Regions from separate parts of the Homo sapiens genome. Here all the other regions are linked to region 2. A link is a loop called in an ENCODE intact Hi-C map of the cell type or tissue named here. Cell type or tissue: MCF 10A. All regions are shown on one strand.

Region 1 (5,000 bases), 110 kb after region 2:
TGGGAAAAGCAGGCACAGTTGGAGGAACATCTCCAGCCCTGGCTTCTGAGAAAAACAAGATTCTAACTAATAGTAATCACTACTCCATTTTCACCAAAAGTAGAGAATTCCCCATTTTAGAGATTTTTAGCCTTTTTTTTTTTTTGGAGTCAAAAATGTGTATGGCATTTTATGAAAGTTCTGTATCTCCGGAATACACAGATCTGTGTATAATATTCCACAAATAGAGTTTATGAACCCACTAAAATCAATGGGATCCAAAAACTCTAGTTGAGCCCTTTGCTCTGAATCCAATGCTTTTAGGGCTCTCGTGGGCTACTCCTGGAACAAGGAATAAGCAAAATTGTGAGCCAGCTCAGTCCTCCGAGTTACATCCCCAACAACAGGTGAGGCCTATGAAGCCACTTCTTTTTTTTTTTTTTGAGACCTGGTCTCGCTCTGTCACCCAGGCTGGAGTGCAGTGGTGCAATCTCAGCTCACTGCAACCTCCACCTCCTGAGTTCAAGCGATTGTCCTGCCTCAGCCTCCCAAGTAGCTGGGATTACAGGTGCCTGCCACCATGCCCGGCTAATTTTTTATATTTTTAGTAGAGACGGGGTTTCACCACATTAGCCAGGACAGTGTCGATCTCCTGACCTTGTGATCCGCCTGCTTCGGCCTCCCAAAGTGCTGGGATTACAGGCGTGAGCCACCGCGCCCGACCGAAGCCACTTCTTTACAGGTGTTCGACCACCATGCTTGTTGTATAGAGGCCTTAAAGTTTGCCCAGCTCTGAGTCTAAGTCCAGTCACCTCTACAGATGGTACATTCTGTTCTGGAGGCAGACAAAACTCAAACTGATAGCATTAGAATCATATCTTTTATCTCTCTGGGTACACCTAGGGTCTGAAATGTAGCACCATGTCAGTTTGCTCCCACCCTACACTGGGATCCCTATGACATTGCACTGAATCATCACTTCCCAGTAAAAGGATTTAAAACATTGCAAAATGAGGCTGGCTGAGTGAGGATCCCTGAAGCACTGTGTAACCTGCTGACATAACAGCTGGACTACAGCCCAGTGCATGGGCAAGGCCAACACGAACCCTTGACATCCTACCCCTGGGGGATGCTGAGCCTCCATCTGCCCTTTCTCTTCTTCTCCACATACCTTCTCACCTTCCCTTCCCTTAATATCTGACTGTTCTCAAAATTTGTTCTCTAATAATTACTTTTTCAGGCAAGAACGTAAAGCACTCAATCTTTTTATTGACTTATCCTGATCTCTGTGAGCCTAAAATTCCTGAGATTGAAACCCCCATGATACATCTCCTACTCTGCCAAATGCCCCCTCCTCCTGCAGACAAAGGAATGCCAGAAGTCCATCTACTTTTAGCCCAGTCCTCCAGACAACAAGTGCCCCATCTCAAGAAGCACTGGAGAATCCAGTCCTCTCATTCTCCTCACATACTACAAACCTGGAGTCATTGAATAAGCATCCCCTAATAGGCAAGAAAAAATTTCATTCCTAGTGGCAGTCAGCAGGAGGCAGAGGCTCTTCCAGTCTAATGACTTGCAAATCAAAAGCATGAAAACCAGAATGCACCTTTGAACCTCTTTCCCATCCAGCCTAGATGTCCTCATAATTTTCTCCCATAGCGTTCCTGGTATTTTTGCTACCAGAGCAATAACCTTCCCCATGCATTTTTTTACATGTTGGAGGAGGAGCTATCCAGTGATCTCAAAGCATATGTTTTTGATTCTCATAAGATTATGGATACCAAAGGAATAAAAATGGAAATCACTACTGCCAAGATATGAAAGAAACTTTGCATAGTAAAATAATTTAAACCTAACATTTGGACCCAATAAGGCAAACGCAATGTTTTTTCCATATTTTTGGAAAATGTGCATTTTCTTTACATTAAGTGGTACCAATAAAAAATAATGATTCTCACTCCGTTTATTTCTATAAGTTAGATTGGCTTATAGTTTTCCAGGACATGGTTTTCTATCAAGCTATATGGCAAACACCTGGGCATAAAATACACTCAGCTATTTACTTCCATGTGGGAAAAATGGGTCACCATTCCTTTCTTTTGAATCTAGAGCAAAGGTCAGCTGAAACCAGTTAGCATATTTAGTACTCAGTATCTGCCGAGAATGAGTGTTACATCAACAATTTGTGGTGATGGTGAGCAAGCCCAGGAAGTTCCTTACAGATAGGGAGGGCAAGTGCTTTCCAATTCCAGGCTCGGTGATTCTGCAATACATGCTGGTAAGAACATTTGACTCATCCTGGAACGGGATAAAGAAACACAGAAGACCAAATAATGAAGAAGGACTAGAAAACATTTTTGTACGTACTTCATATGTGAAGCTACTGCTCTGGGGGGAGATCCATCCAGTGAAAGCACGGGCCTGTAAATGCTAAAGAAGCAGTGGCCGAGGAGGATGAGGAGATGGGGAACTGGGGAAGTGGGGAGGAGGGATGGAGAAGGGAAACAGGAGAGAAAAGAAAGAGAGGGGAGACGAAAAATGGAAGAACGAGAAGAGATTAAATAATGGTTGAATATGGAACTCACATTGTTAGAGAGTCTTAGAAGATCTCCCTCCAGGGCTGAGGTGGTCAGAAAAACCAACGTCAGCCTGGAATGGCGGGGCGATCACTAAGCTCAGGCCAGGAGCCACAGCTCCACCACTGCTGTAACTCGCTGTACACAAGTTTCCAGCTACTGATGACTACCTTTTCTCACCAATGAAATGTGACAAATTCCCTCCTCACCCACCTCTGAGGCCTGTTGGAAGGCTCAAAACAAGAAGAATGCAAATGAGCTGTGATAGCTATAAAATATTCCACATGTGGAGTGTGAAAGGTGGATGGAGTGGAAGATGGTGAATTATTTCTTATTCCTTGGCTTAAGTCTCAGCTCTTTGTAAGTGTTCATGTTCTTGGTGGCTATGTATTCAGACTAAAATAAAATCACCTTCAATGCTTTGCCCACCAACAGTAGGAGCCCCAGCATCTCTGGCAATATATCAGAAGATTCTTAGGGTGGTTCTATTTGTCCCAGTTCCCTCTAGCTCCAATTTCCCATTCTTCCTGAATTCTTAACCCTGCTCCAGTTTCATCTTCTGCAGGTGTCGGAATTTCTCGGCCCATCACTGGAGCCTGCCTTAGTTTTTGCACGTTCCCCGCAGTACTACGGACACTAGCCTTGGCAGGTAGAGACTTTCCATGGGAATTTGAAGGTATAGGGTGGGGTTACACTGCATCACAACAACCAACCTAAAATTAAATGCCAGTGACTCCTTTTTTAACACCCCTTGCTTGTTAAAAACTCCTCACTGCCATCTCTTTGCAAAGAGCCCCAACCCACTGCCACCCAGATTGAATTCGTTTTCCTTCTCTTGTATCCCATCAAGCATCAGCCCCTCCACTTCTGTCACTCTTCTCCCTGCCCCTCTTGTTTGGTTCTGGCCTAGGGGAATCACATCTCCTGGGGAATTTTTTTTTAGATACCCATGCATAGACCAATCACATCAGAGGCTCTAAAGGTGGGGTACATGCATGCATATTTTTTTCAAAGCTCAGATGATTCTAATGCACAGCCAAGATTGGAAGCCATATCCAGTCTAGCTCAGTTAAGCCATGTCCTGGGGGGAAGCTCACCTTCCACACTCCAAAAAGTAATCAAAGTATTTAGCAGAACAAAAGACAATTCTCTCCCTCAGAGAATTGATGCCAGTTTTTTTTTTAAACTGAACATTACTTTCCCTGCCACAGTGTTATCTTAAGCAATTTGCCAATGATCCACACTTTATGATCCAGAGGTCAGGATCATTCTCCAATGTGAGCATTTCTTGGTGAATCCCTTGCTCTCCCGCCCTGGCTCATTTTCCTAGGTCACAGAGTAACAGCGTGGTCAGGGAAGAAACCAAGGAATCCACAAAGAGGAACGTGGTGTCTTTGTTGAGAGATTTTATGGCAGTTAGAAATCCAAACCGAACATTAGTTTGGAATAATGTTGACAGAAACATCCACAGCTGTGATGAAAACAAAACAAAGCTAAAAAGCAGCTCCATGGTGGTGGTGGAGTCTTGTTTTAAGAGTAGATAGAGTTATTTTTCTGAATATTTCTTTAAATTTCCAAATACATATGAGTTCCATCTTATTTTGTATCTAACCACTTATGTCATCAGCCTAATGTTGTATGTCCTTAGCAAGCCTCTCAACTTTTCTGAACTTATCTAAAATCAGAGGATTGGGCCTGGTGAGCTCTAAAGCTGTTACTGATTTCCTATGAGTGTATAATATCCCACCCCCTCCAACACACACACACCATTTTGTTTATTGATTTATAGTCTATGGGATGATGTTGCATATACGTCCTCTCCTTTGTCATCCTAACAGCCCTGGGAAGACGGTAAGCAGGGAAGGGATTATTATCCATTTTTCTAGCAAAGAAATCTCACATTCAGAGAGCACAGTGACTGGCCCAAGTACACATTGCCAGGACATGACAGAGCCATTGCTTTGAACACAGTCCTCTTACTCTGATTTAGGAACCCTTTCTACCTGTCATGCCTCATCTCTGCTGTCACCTTGCTACCACTGTCTCTCCTCATAAGCATATGCGTGCATGCGCGCATATGCACAAATGCACACACACGCACACACCCCTAACTCGCAGAGAGGCTACATTCCCCGTAAACAATGCCACTTGACAAGGATTGATCAAGAAAGAATGTTAGATGCCCAGGAACATCCATACCTTCTGTTTCCTGGGTGGAAGACAGAACGCAAGCCTGGCAACTATGACCCACTCGCAGACCTTTCTCCCCATTTCCCCTTCCATCCTGCTGTGCCCTCATGGACTCACCCCAGAGACTGCATATCTGCTCTCAGGACAGGTGCTGATGTCAGGCCCTGCCATAGTCTGAACAAGTCTATGTCACCTGCCCCTGGGGGAAAGCATTTTAGACTCTTTCTTTATTGGGGAAAGAAAGAGTAATTCATA
Region 2 (5,000 bases):
CCACACCCCCATTTCCCACATGCAGCAAGTCCCACCCAAGGAGAAGCTGAGCTCAGACATGCCTATCCCTGCCCCGACCTGGTGGTCTTTCTCCACCCACTCTGGTAGCCAGAGACAAAGATCATAATCTCTTAGGAGCTCTATGGCCCTGCCCACTGCCTAAGAAACCTGAATACTTAACCCAGGTGTCTCTAGGGCAAGTTTGCATCCTCCCTATAGGACTGCAGCTGATACACTCTTGAAATTGCCACCTCCTGTCTGGAGGCCAAACCAATACAAAGCCAGCGCGCTAAACAACAAAACCAAGAACCCTCACAGAGTCCACTTCACTCCCCTGCTACCCCCACAAGAGCAGGTGCTGGTATCCACAGCTGCAAGACCTGAAAATGGGTCACATCACAGGACTCTTTCCAGACCAGCCCAGAGCTCGGTAGCTGTGCTGTGTGGCTAGACCCAACAGAGCAAAAACGATCACTGCAGTTCAGATCTCAGGAAACCCCATTCCTAGGGGAAGGCAGAGAACACCACATCACTAAAGCACCCCGTGGGACAAAATAATCTAAACAACAGCCCTTGAATCCCAGATCTTCCCTTTGATCTTCCCTCAGTCTACCCAAATAAGAAGGAACCAGAAAAACAATTCTGGTAATATGACAAAACAAGGTTCGTTAACACTCCCATACCAGCTCACCAGCAATGGATCCAAACCAAGATGAAATCTCTGAATTGCCAGAAAAAGAATTCAGAAGGTTGATTATTAAGCTAATCAAGGAGGCACCAGAAAAAGGTGAAGTCCAACTTAAAGAAATCAAAATAATGATACAGGATATGAAAAGAAAATTCTTCAGTGAAGTAGGTAGCATAAATAGAAAACAGTCACAACTTCTGAAAAATCAAGGACACACTTAGAGAAATGCAAAATGCACTGGAAAGTCTCAGCAATAGAATTGAACAAGCAGAAGAAATAACTTCAGAGCTCAAAGACAAGGCTTTTGAATTAACCTAATCCATCAAAAACAAAGAAAAAAAAGAATTTTAGAAACTGAACAAAGCCTCCAAGAAGTTTGGTACTATGTTAAACGTCCAAACCTAAGAATAATTGGTTTCCCGAGAAAGAAGAGAAATCTAAAAGATTGGAAAATGTCTTTGAGAGAATAATCAAGAAGAGCTTCCTCAACCTTGCTAGAGATATAGATATCCAAGTACAAGAAGCTCAGAGAACACGTGGGAAATTCATTGCAAAAAGATCATCAACTAGGCACATAGTCATCGGGTTATATAAAGTCAAGACAAAGGAAAGAAGAGCTATGAGGCAAAAGCATCAGGTAACCTATAAAGGAAAACCTATCAGATTAACAGCAGATTTCTCAGAAGAAACCCTACAAGCTAGAAGGGAGTGGGGTCCTATTTTTAGCCTCCTTAAACAAAACAATTCTCAGCCAAGAATTTTGTATCCACTGAAACTAAATTTCATAAATGAAGGAAAGATACAGTCTTTTCCAGGCAAACTAATGCTGAGAGAATTCACCACTACCAAGCAAGGACCAGACTGAAAGAAGCCAGACACATAAGGCCACAAAGTGTATGATTCCATTTATATAAAATATCCAAAATAAGTAAATCCATAGAGACAGAACGTAGATTAATGGTTGCCAGGGTTTCAGGGGAGAGGGAGAGGAGGAGTGAACACTTTACAGGTACAGGGTTTCTTTTGGGGTAAAACAAATTCTAGAATTAGGTAGTGGTGATGGCCGTACACCATTATAAATGTTCTAAAATCCACTGAATCGTAAATTCTGAAATAGCTAAAATGGCAAATCTTATGCAACGTAAATTTTATCTCAATAAAAAAAATTTTAAACAAAGAAGTGCCATAAAATCTCAGATAGGATTGAAAGAAAAGTATTTTACAGATCAGTGCTTTTTTCCTCACTTTTTTATTTGTTTTCATGGAAATTACCATATGTAGGGAAAACTATGCTTTTACTACAAGTTCAGGCTGTGCGATGAACTGAAAAAAAAAAAAAAAAATCCAGAGATTTCAGAGTCAGTTCTGGCTCTGACATTAAAGAACCGTATGATTCTGGGGAAGTCCCTTTTTCTCCTCTGGGCTGCATTCACCTCAGATGACACCATGGTGTCCACCTGTGCAATATATGGGCTAGGCCTGGTCTGGATCCAGGAACTACATAGAAAGGCCATGAGTCAGTTCTGAGCCTGACTCATTACGAGATAGGTTAATGGTAAAGCAAGAGGAGATAGGAAACAATTCAGAGTTTTTCCTACGTCTTCCCCTGAATTATCCTCATCTGTGGGCAAAATGCTCAAGAATGATATTTTTAAAAGGGTGACGATATTTGGTTAAAATGTCCACGGAGGAAGGGGAGGTAAGGACTGTGAGAAGCGTGCCCAAACCACAGAGCTTCCAAACTGCAGTCCACATCACCAGCAACAGCCCTAATGAGCTCTGTGCTGGACACTCCCCACTGAATTACATAATACATTTCCGTTTCATTTCATGAATCACAACTTGGGATACAATGTTCCTGGGTTGCAGTTGATATATTTTAGAGATTACCAAATATTTCAAAAAGAAAAATTGATTTTATTAAATTCATATGTAAAATGTCTGTATGTCAGCCAACTTATTTATTTTCAAATTTGAGATTTTCTTAAATGTTGTAGTTACAGCTCAATGTCAAGAGAGTTCTCAATAAACCCATTAATGAATAGCGAGACTGCCGTTGCCCCTGGATTCTTCATTTCTTTTGAGAGTTCAGTTCCTGGTTGATGACGGTGGGTTTCATTTCAGCTGCCCCTCTTGGGTGAGAATGAGAAAAAAAGTGGTAGAGCTTCAGACCACGGATCAGGGGAAGTGGAACTCACATAGGCAACTATGTAACAGTGAGTTTTGTTCACTATAAGACTACAGTACAAGCCGTATATACAAACATTAACTCCTTTGCGGCTGTCAATGTTACTGGTATCCATCAGGACTCACTGGTCTTTTCTCAGGGCGACAAGGGAGCTAGAACGCAGGTCTGTGAATCAGAAAGACACAGTTCAAATCTTAGCTCAGCCACTGGCAGCTGTGCAACTTTGGGAAGGCTATTTAACCCCCCTAAGCTTCAGTGTATTAATCTGTAACGTGGGAATAATAAAAATGCATGGGTCATGAGTGCTTGCAAGGACTAACGACAGGAGATATGCAGAGTGATTAGCATAGTGCCTAGCACATAGTAAGTGTTCAATAAATACTAGTCATGTGTAATTGTTGTTATCCTACCTTAGAAGCAGCAACTTTGAATTGTAAATTGAGTTTGGGCTGATCTAGTATGTCCTGAGTTCATTTTCAAAACTTATGATCAAGTTCACTTTTGTGAAGGCACATACTCTTTGAGAATGTGAACTGGCTGTACATCATTCATTCATTTGTCATTTCTTTATTCAGTCATTTACTTACTATTTTGACCATCATCTATGTGCCTGACAGAATGTTAAACCTTAAGGGAACAAAGTTGGGAAGAACAAAACACAGTTTCTTTCCTCCAGGTTCTAACTGGGGAGAAAGGCAAATATTGTGGTGAACACAAGCTGAAAGTGATCAAAATGCTTCAGGAGCAGAGAGGAAGCCCATCTGAACCTAAGGCGGATGCTGGGCATAGCAGGGCCTTCCCTAGTGGGCTGCTGTGCACGTGAAATGAGACCCAGTGTGGGAAGAGAAAAGAGCTATGTGTGAGGGGGACAGGCCACTCAGAGAGATGCAGATGGATTACTTCAAAATACATGAGAGTGGGTCCAGGGAACTGCATTTTTAAGTGTCTACTATGAGCCCATTTTACATTTGTTAATTCAACAACAAAACCCCCATTTTCCAGATATGAAAACCAAGGCCCGGAGAGATTTTGTACCTGGCCCAAGATCATGCAGCAGGCCCAAAGCTGTCAAAATTTTGCCAAAGCCCAAGCTCTTTGCACAGGATCATACCACCTCTTTATGCTACTACATATTCTATAATAAGGCCTAAGTGATTGGTATTGATTAGCAAATCCAAAGAGGCTTCCTTGGTCTTATGAACTAATATACATTGCACCAATCAGCACTGAATAGTATACAGACAGTCTAACTATAATTTCTTCCAGAGCAATAATGAGCAGGTGATAATTCACTGCCTCAGCACCCACAATGCATTTGGCCTGCATTCTCACACCCCAGGTGAAGTTTTTCTAACAAAACGCAGGTGCAGTAGGGGTGTTTTCAACTCTTACTAGAGAATACAAAAAACAATGCTTAGTTTATAAAAGAATAATGTAACACTACTAGAATATTGGCTTTTTTCACTTTTTGACCCCTAAACATCTGTAAATAGAATAATATCTGTTATTTTTGCATTGTTATTAACCAGGAAGTTTGGTCTTGCCATAGACAGAGTTCACAGGGCTGGGAGTTGGTGCTTGTGTGCCTTGCAGACTCTGTCCCTCAGGGTGACACCGCCAACTTAATGCTTGCAGAGCATTTGTGGTTTATCAAGCACTGCACTTTCTCTTTCTCATTTGACGCTCACAGCAAATCTGGAAGGGAAGCAGAAGAGATATTTCCACCTCCAATGAACAGAGCTTAGGGGACACACATGGAGTAAAAAGGGCCAGCGCTGATCCATAATTGCCTGCCTCCCAGTCCAGTTCTGTTCCCTGCGCTGTGTTGTCTCCTAATTGCTCTGTTCATTTTGTACCTGTGAGGGTTAACTGGGAACACAGGAGTTCTGTTAAATATCACAGTAGTTAGTACATTTTAATCCTGATCCCCCAGCCTACTGTAGCTGCTGTAAAATATATGGCAATAATTTCCTGAGGCAGGGTAATGTATAAGGAATGTCAGGCCAGCCTCTGGGCATATTTGCCTTAGTTCAGTTTTATTAAAGTAAAACTTTTATTAAGGCATGTGGTGAATTGAGCAATCGGCATGATTCATGCCGTTATAAACCCATTGCTACACTCACA
Region 3 (5,000 bases), 170 kb before region 2:
AGTGTCTTTGCTTTAATCTCAGCTTCTAGAACTGAGAGATAAAGCTACAAAATCATACCAAAAGCCTGTAGACTAAAGTTTAGAAAGATTGCAACACCAAACCGCGGGTGCCCTACAGAACCACAAGCCCTAAATCTGCTGCCTCCTCGGCTTTGGCCTGACAGTAAGCAGTCTGGGCTGGCCAGCAACCTCACGCTGGCCCTTCCACATGGTCACTCCCCTCTCCTGGCACCAGAGCAGGAGCCTGGCACCTCCTAGAAGAAGAGAAAATAACAAAGGGCTTATAGGATCTTCTTTGGTGAGCCATGCATTTACCCAGTAACATACATATTATTGATGATAATTGCACATTAGGAATGCATTGTTCACATGTAATTTTGGCAGAGATAACATGTTTTAATTCAAAAGACATTGAACTATGCAAAGGATTGATCACTCGCAAATCAAAAAGTTATTAAATATACACTCTTATTTGATTACCCAAATCTCTGCCAGCCTCACTGTGGTCATTATAGCATCGCCAGTTGACATTCTACCAACCAAACAGAAGCTAGTTACTGAAAGTGTGCTTCATCTTCTCTTCAGCCTCTGCTCTTTAAAATCAAATGCAGAAGATGCCTAAGTTAAGGCAACATGCTGAGCACATAGCTGTGAAGAGTATTACAGGGCAGCATGAAATCAGGACAGGGTCTTGGCAGTATCATCTGCCCCTTTTGGTGTTGTCTTCCTCTCCAAGAGCCCAAAACTTCCAGCCTGCCCCTGTCTGACACTCTCTTTTACCCTGAGTCAGGGGTGGCAAGTATCACCACATCAAGGGGGATGTGCATTGTAATAGCAGGATCTGGAAAGAATCATGTTTAACCTACAGGCTTGGCATAGGAATGGTGCAATTGCCTCTGTTTTAAAAAGCACAGAATATAAAATGTGGAGGAACCTTAAACATATCATCTTTGACACTCCCATTTTACAGATGAGAAATTTGACCCCGGCAATGTGATTTACCCAGTAACAGCATTGCAACTCAAAGCTGGCTTTCCTGTCATCTGGTGGGTACTCCTTACATTTTGCTCCCTGCTCCTCAATTTTGTGATTTAGATCTTGAAGGAAGAGGTCTTACCAAGGGCCTCCCTTTGTTGCTTGTCTTCAGAGGGAGGACAAAGCTTGCATCAGGCAGTGATGTTCCAGGTACAAAGCCTTTCATAGACCTGCAGGCACACAGCAATAGACAGATACACCCATGCCTGGGCCTGGGGTTTGGATGATTGCTCTTCAGTGTAGCAGCTTTATGAAAACATTAAATGTCATTACTTATTTCTTCATGTCCAAAATGTATACTTCAACATTTTTTCTCTGTAGACAAGTGTCACTTTTACTGCAATCTTCAAGCCAGATGTTCCTGGTATAAGTGGTAACAGCTGCCACACTGGCAGGAGTGTGGCTCCAGCCAAGTCACTTTCCAAAAGGACCCAAAAGCCCTCTCTGTGAGAACACTGACATGACAGAAGAAACCCATACCTGGCCCGCCTCGAGCTGCTCAGGAAACCACTGTGAAGGCTGGAACAGGGGTATTTGGGGAGGGCAGTTTGCCAAACCGCTGGCTGCATTTCCCTCTTCCTCAGTGATGAGCTGGGGTCCTGGGTAGGGAGTGCCGAATCTGCCTCCTTTTCTTCAAGCTTCTTTCAAAGCAGTGTTTGTAGTGCCAGCACCCATTATCCACATCCTCATTGGTCTCAGGACCTAGCCATTGCCCTTGCTTTCTGTCATACTTGCCACAGTCTCTATGATCTTCAGTTGACATTCTATTGTTTTTGAATTTTGCTCAAGTTGCAGCCGCCTGGTAGCATTTATCTTCTCAGTTCCCTTGGGCCTTGGTGAATTCCTCAATAAGGTCCCATCTCAGCATCAGCATTTCCAGAAAACACAGGCACAATTTGCCTTCGTCTTCAGCTAAGGCTGAAGAACTTGATTCAGCCAAAAAATAACTGTTGTCTTTGCAATTTTGGCCCTCTGGCTGAAAGGTCTATTATCCAAGAATGCCATCCTACTGAGTAAGGTTGAATTTATAAGACACATGAATACATGAACAGACACACAAACACACTCTCTCCAAAACATAGCTATGGGTGGCTGCAGCGTGATGCTTTCTCCAAGAGATGGCGAGCTCATTCAAACAAAGTCTTGGCTTCTTCCCATGGGTGTGAGGCCAGCATTTAGTGGGAATAAATCACTTTAGGTTTTGAGTCTGGCTAGGTGTGAACTCAAAGGATGGAAAACCTTTTGGGGATGAGCTTTCCAGAAACCAGTGGCCAGCAGAGGTCACTTGGCCCAGGGCCTCCAGGAGTGGTCCAGCCATTGCCCCTCCATCCAGGATCATGGGCCTCAGCCCTGTAAAGAAGCAGCTTCCTCCCTAGAAAGACCAAGAGGTGGTGGAAAGAGACAGGCTTCTAGTCCATGTCTCTAGAACATGCCTCTCCCCAGCTACTTGTTTTTGGGCAAACAGCTTAACCACCTGAAACTTCAGTTTCCTCATCTGTAAAAACAGGATGAACACAAGTTCTATGGGATTATTGTGATTAATGAACTAACGTTTGTAAAGTTCGTGGCACAAAGGGAATAACTGATAAATCCTATTTTCTTCTGCAGACTAGACTGTGATTTTTATCACTTATTGAGCTGAAGGATCTTTTAGGAGAATTTCCTCCTCAAAATCAGAACCGTTCTCAAGCCTGGTGCTGCAAGTACAATAAGAACAACTGTGCCCATTATTACGCCAGTGTTGCTCAGTTCCAAGTCCACATTTCTACGCTCTGCTGTGTGACACCAGGGCTGGGATCTGCAGGCTAAAGTTTTCCTCTGTCAGATGACTTTCTCTTAGATTTTGCAAATAGGGGCATGGGAGCAGCAACCAGGGGTTGGCCTCTAGCGATGGACTTTCACTTAGCATCGCCAGTTGGTTCCAATCTTCAACTTCTTTCAGCACTCCCAGAACCAATCTCATCATGCCCTAGGAAGGTGCCCTCCCCAGTGGGGCAATAACTGTCCTCAGAGAGCTGAACCTCTACTCCATGGACTTCCTATAGACTTCCTGAGCCACCCAGAAGCAGCAAGGATGTGCTGCCTCCTCAGAGGGCTGAGCCCAGTCCTACAGGGTTCGTCCTCTGAGCTTCTAGATGCTGACACCCACAATCTTTGCCTTTGTTTCCCCACCCTTTCCCTAGTGCTCCCAGTTTGCTTTCTTGGACCAGTTTAACCCATCTTCTATATTAAATTCTCTCTGTTGAAATGCCTAGTGTGGTTTCTGTTGTCCTGACTGGACCCCAACTGATACACAGATCAAGAGTGCCAGTTTTCCTAGACGATCCTCATTCACACTGGCTTTCCTAGGATCTTGTCTTGTTTTTGTCCCAGACGCAATTGTCCTGGTTTCTGTGATAAATTGTAAAGTCGTTTAGTTATAGTTGTTCCCTTTAACAGGCCATGGTTGAAGAACTTTAAGCACCTGACATATTAGACTCCTTACTGCAGATTTCTATAAATTCTCTTTGATTTAGAACCATACTTGTATTCTCTACCTAGGAACAGAGTGTTCCTATTGATTGTTTAAAAAGAGGAAACTTCTTGAACACAGCTGAGTACTGAAGCTACAAAAGCATTGCCCATCCTGTCTTTCTTGTAAATCTACACATTATCCATGAGTTGTTCTCTTTATAGTTGCTTCCCAACCTGACCTTCTAGGGAAGAAATTTCTCCCACTTAGAATGTTTTATATACAGAGACCTTAGTTTTCATTCTGCAAGTTTTTTGTTACACTAAGGTCTTTCTTCCTATGCGATCCTAAAGTGACTAAACCTAAAGGTACTTCGGGATGTTCTCTTTGCCTGGGATGACATGCTCCTTCTCTTCTACCTATTTATACCTTATCCTCCCATCTGCTGAAATACCATTGCCTCCTGGAACTCTCTCCCCAGCTAGTGTCTTCTCCCTCTTATAAGCCTATTTCATGTAATTCTCCAACTCACTTTGGCACTTTACCACTTTCTTATTGGGCTTGGTATCTTTTACAAGGGGGTCTTGTATTTATTATAACTGTAAATGCATCTTTAACTTGTTAATTTGACCAACTGCTCAGTTCCTTTGTAGAACTGTTTGTGCTTTTTCTTTGAATCCCTTGCAGCACTCATCAATCTTTCTTTTTACTCCAATAATTCCAAGCCTCTTTTTTTTAGTCCATTTATGTCCATCCGCCTCCTGTTCCCTTACGTATCCCCCAAGTTCACGAACATACCAGGATCATTTCCACTTCTGTACTTTGGTTCACATTATTTCCTCAGTTCAGAGCATTCCTACCCCTTCACACTACTCATCCTTCCTGAATCATCCTTCAGAAGCTTCCTCTGACACTCCAGGCTGAGCTAAGTCTCCCTTCTCTGTGCCACCATCGTACCTTGTCAGAATCCCTATTATTACATTGCTGCATTACACTAAAACCATCTTTTACATGCCTGGCTCTCCTAGTGGACTTCACAGCACCAAGGATAAATGATGTGTCCTGTGCACCTCAGTTCTCACAGCATGTAATACAATACCTGTCACATCGGAGGAACTTGATAAATGTTTATTGACCTAAACTTAATACATTTTTGCTGAATGATTGAGTGACATTGAGACAGCAATTCTGCGAGCTGCCATTTTTCTACCCTGGACACATATTTATCTCCTCTCTTTCCCTGCCAAAACCCCAAAGATTGCTTCACTACACTGTATAATCTTTCTGTCAGGTCTCTGACACACAAAACACATGTAATCATTCCATTATGAGGCCTGGCACTAAGTTTAAGCTGAGTGTGCAGATTTATTGGATCTTGTACCAGGAAACGAGTGAGGCAGGGGTTTAGAGGGATTTCCCAAGGGGATGTAAAATGTTCATGAGGCCTTGTACTTAGAGGCAATTCTATGCTCCTGTGGGAGCCTCAACTGTCCTTGCAGATTGCATTTCTCCA

The links. Hi-C counts contacts between places; a loop is a spot of excess contacts. Peaks named below come from ENCODE experiments on the same cell type or tissue, not always from the same donor. Only the 100,000 strongest peaks of a DNase experiment are listed, where the experiment ranks them.
Region 1: a loop joins it to region 2, with 10 times the contacts of the local background. A loop is called at or near these places in 3 of 110 quality-filtered maps.
Region 3: a loop joins it to region 2, with 2.1 times the contacts of the local background. A loop is called at or near these places in 5 of 110 quality-filtered maps.

Annotation. Positions count from the first base shown.
Region 1 is chr2:19,647,785-19,652,784 of GRCh38, forward strand. All of the region lies in intron 2 of LOC124905977, which reads right to left. Among named protein-coding and RNA genes, the nearest start is that of LINC01808, 180 kb to the left of the region's middle. In MCF 10A, no CTCF peak of the experiment used is centred here; DNase peaks (open chromatin) are centred at 1,017 and 2,197.
Region 2 is chr2:19,536,387-19,541,386 of GRCh38, forward strand. No RefSeq gene overlaps it. Among named protein-coding and RNA genes, the nearest start is that of LINC01808, 70 kb to the left of the region's middle. In MCF 10A, no CTCF peak of the experiment used is centred here; DNase peaks (open chromatin) are centred at 2,175, 2,455 and 4,925.
Region 3 is chr2:19,367,396-19,372,395 of GRCh38, forward strand. No RefSeq gene overlaps it. Among named protein-coding and RNA genes, the nearest start is that of OSR1, 11 kb to the left of the region's middle. RefSeq lists a silencer at 2,033-2,327. In MCF 10A, a CTCF peak has its summit at 2,141; a DNase peak (open chromatin) is centred at 2,166.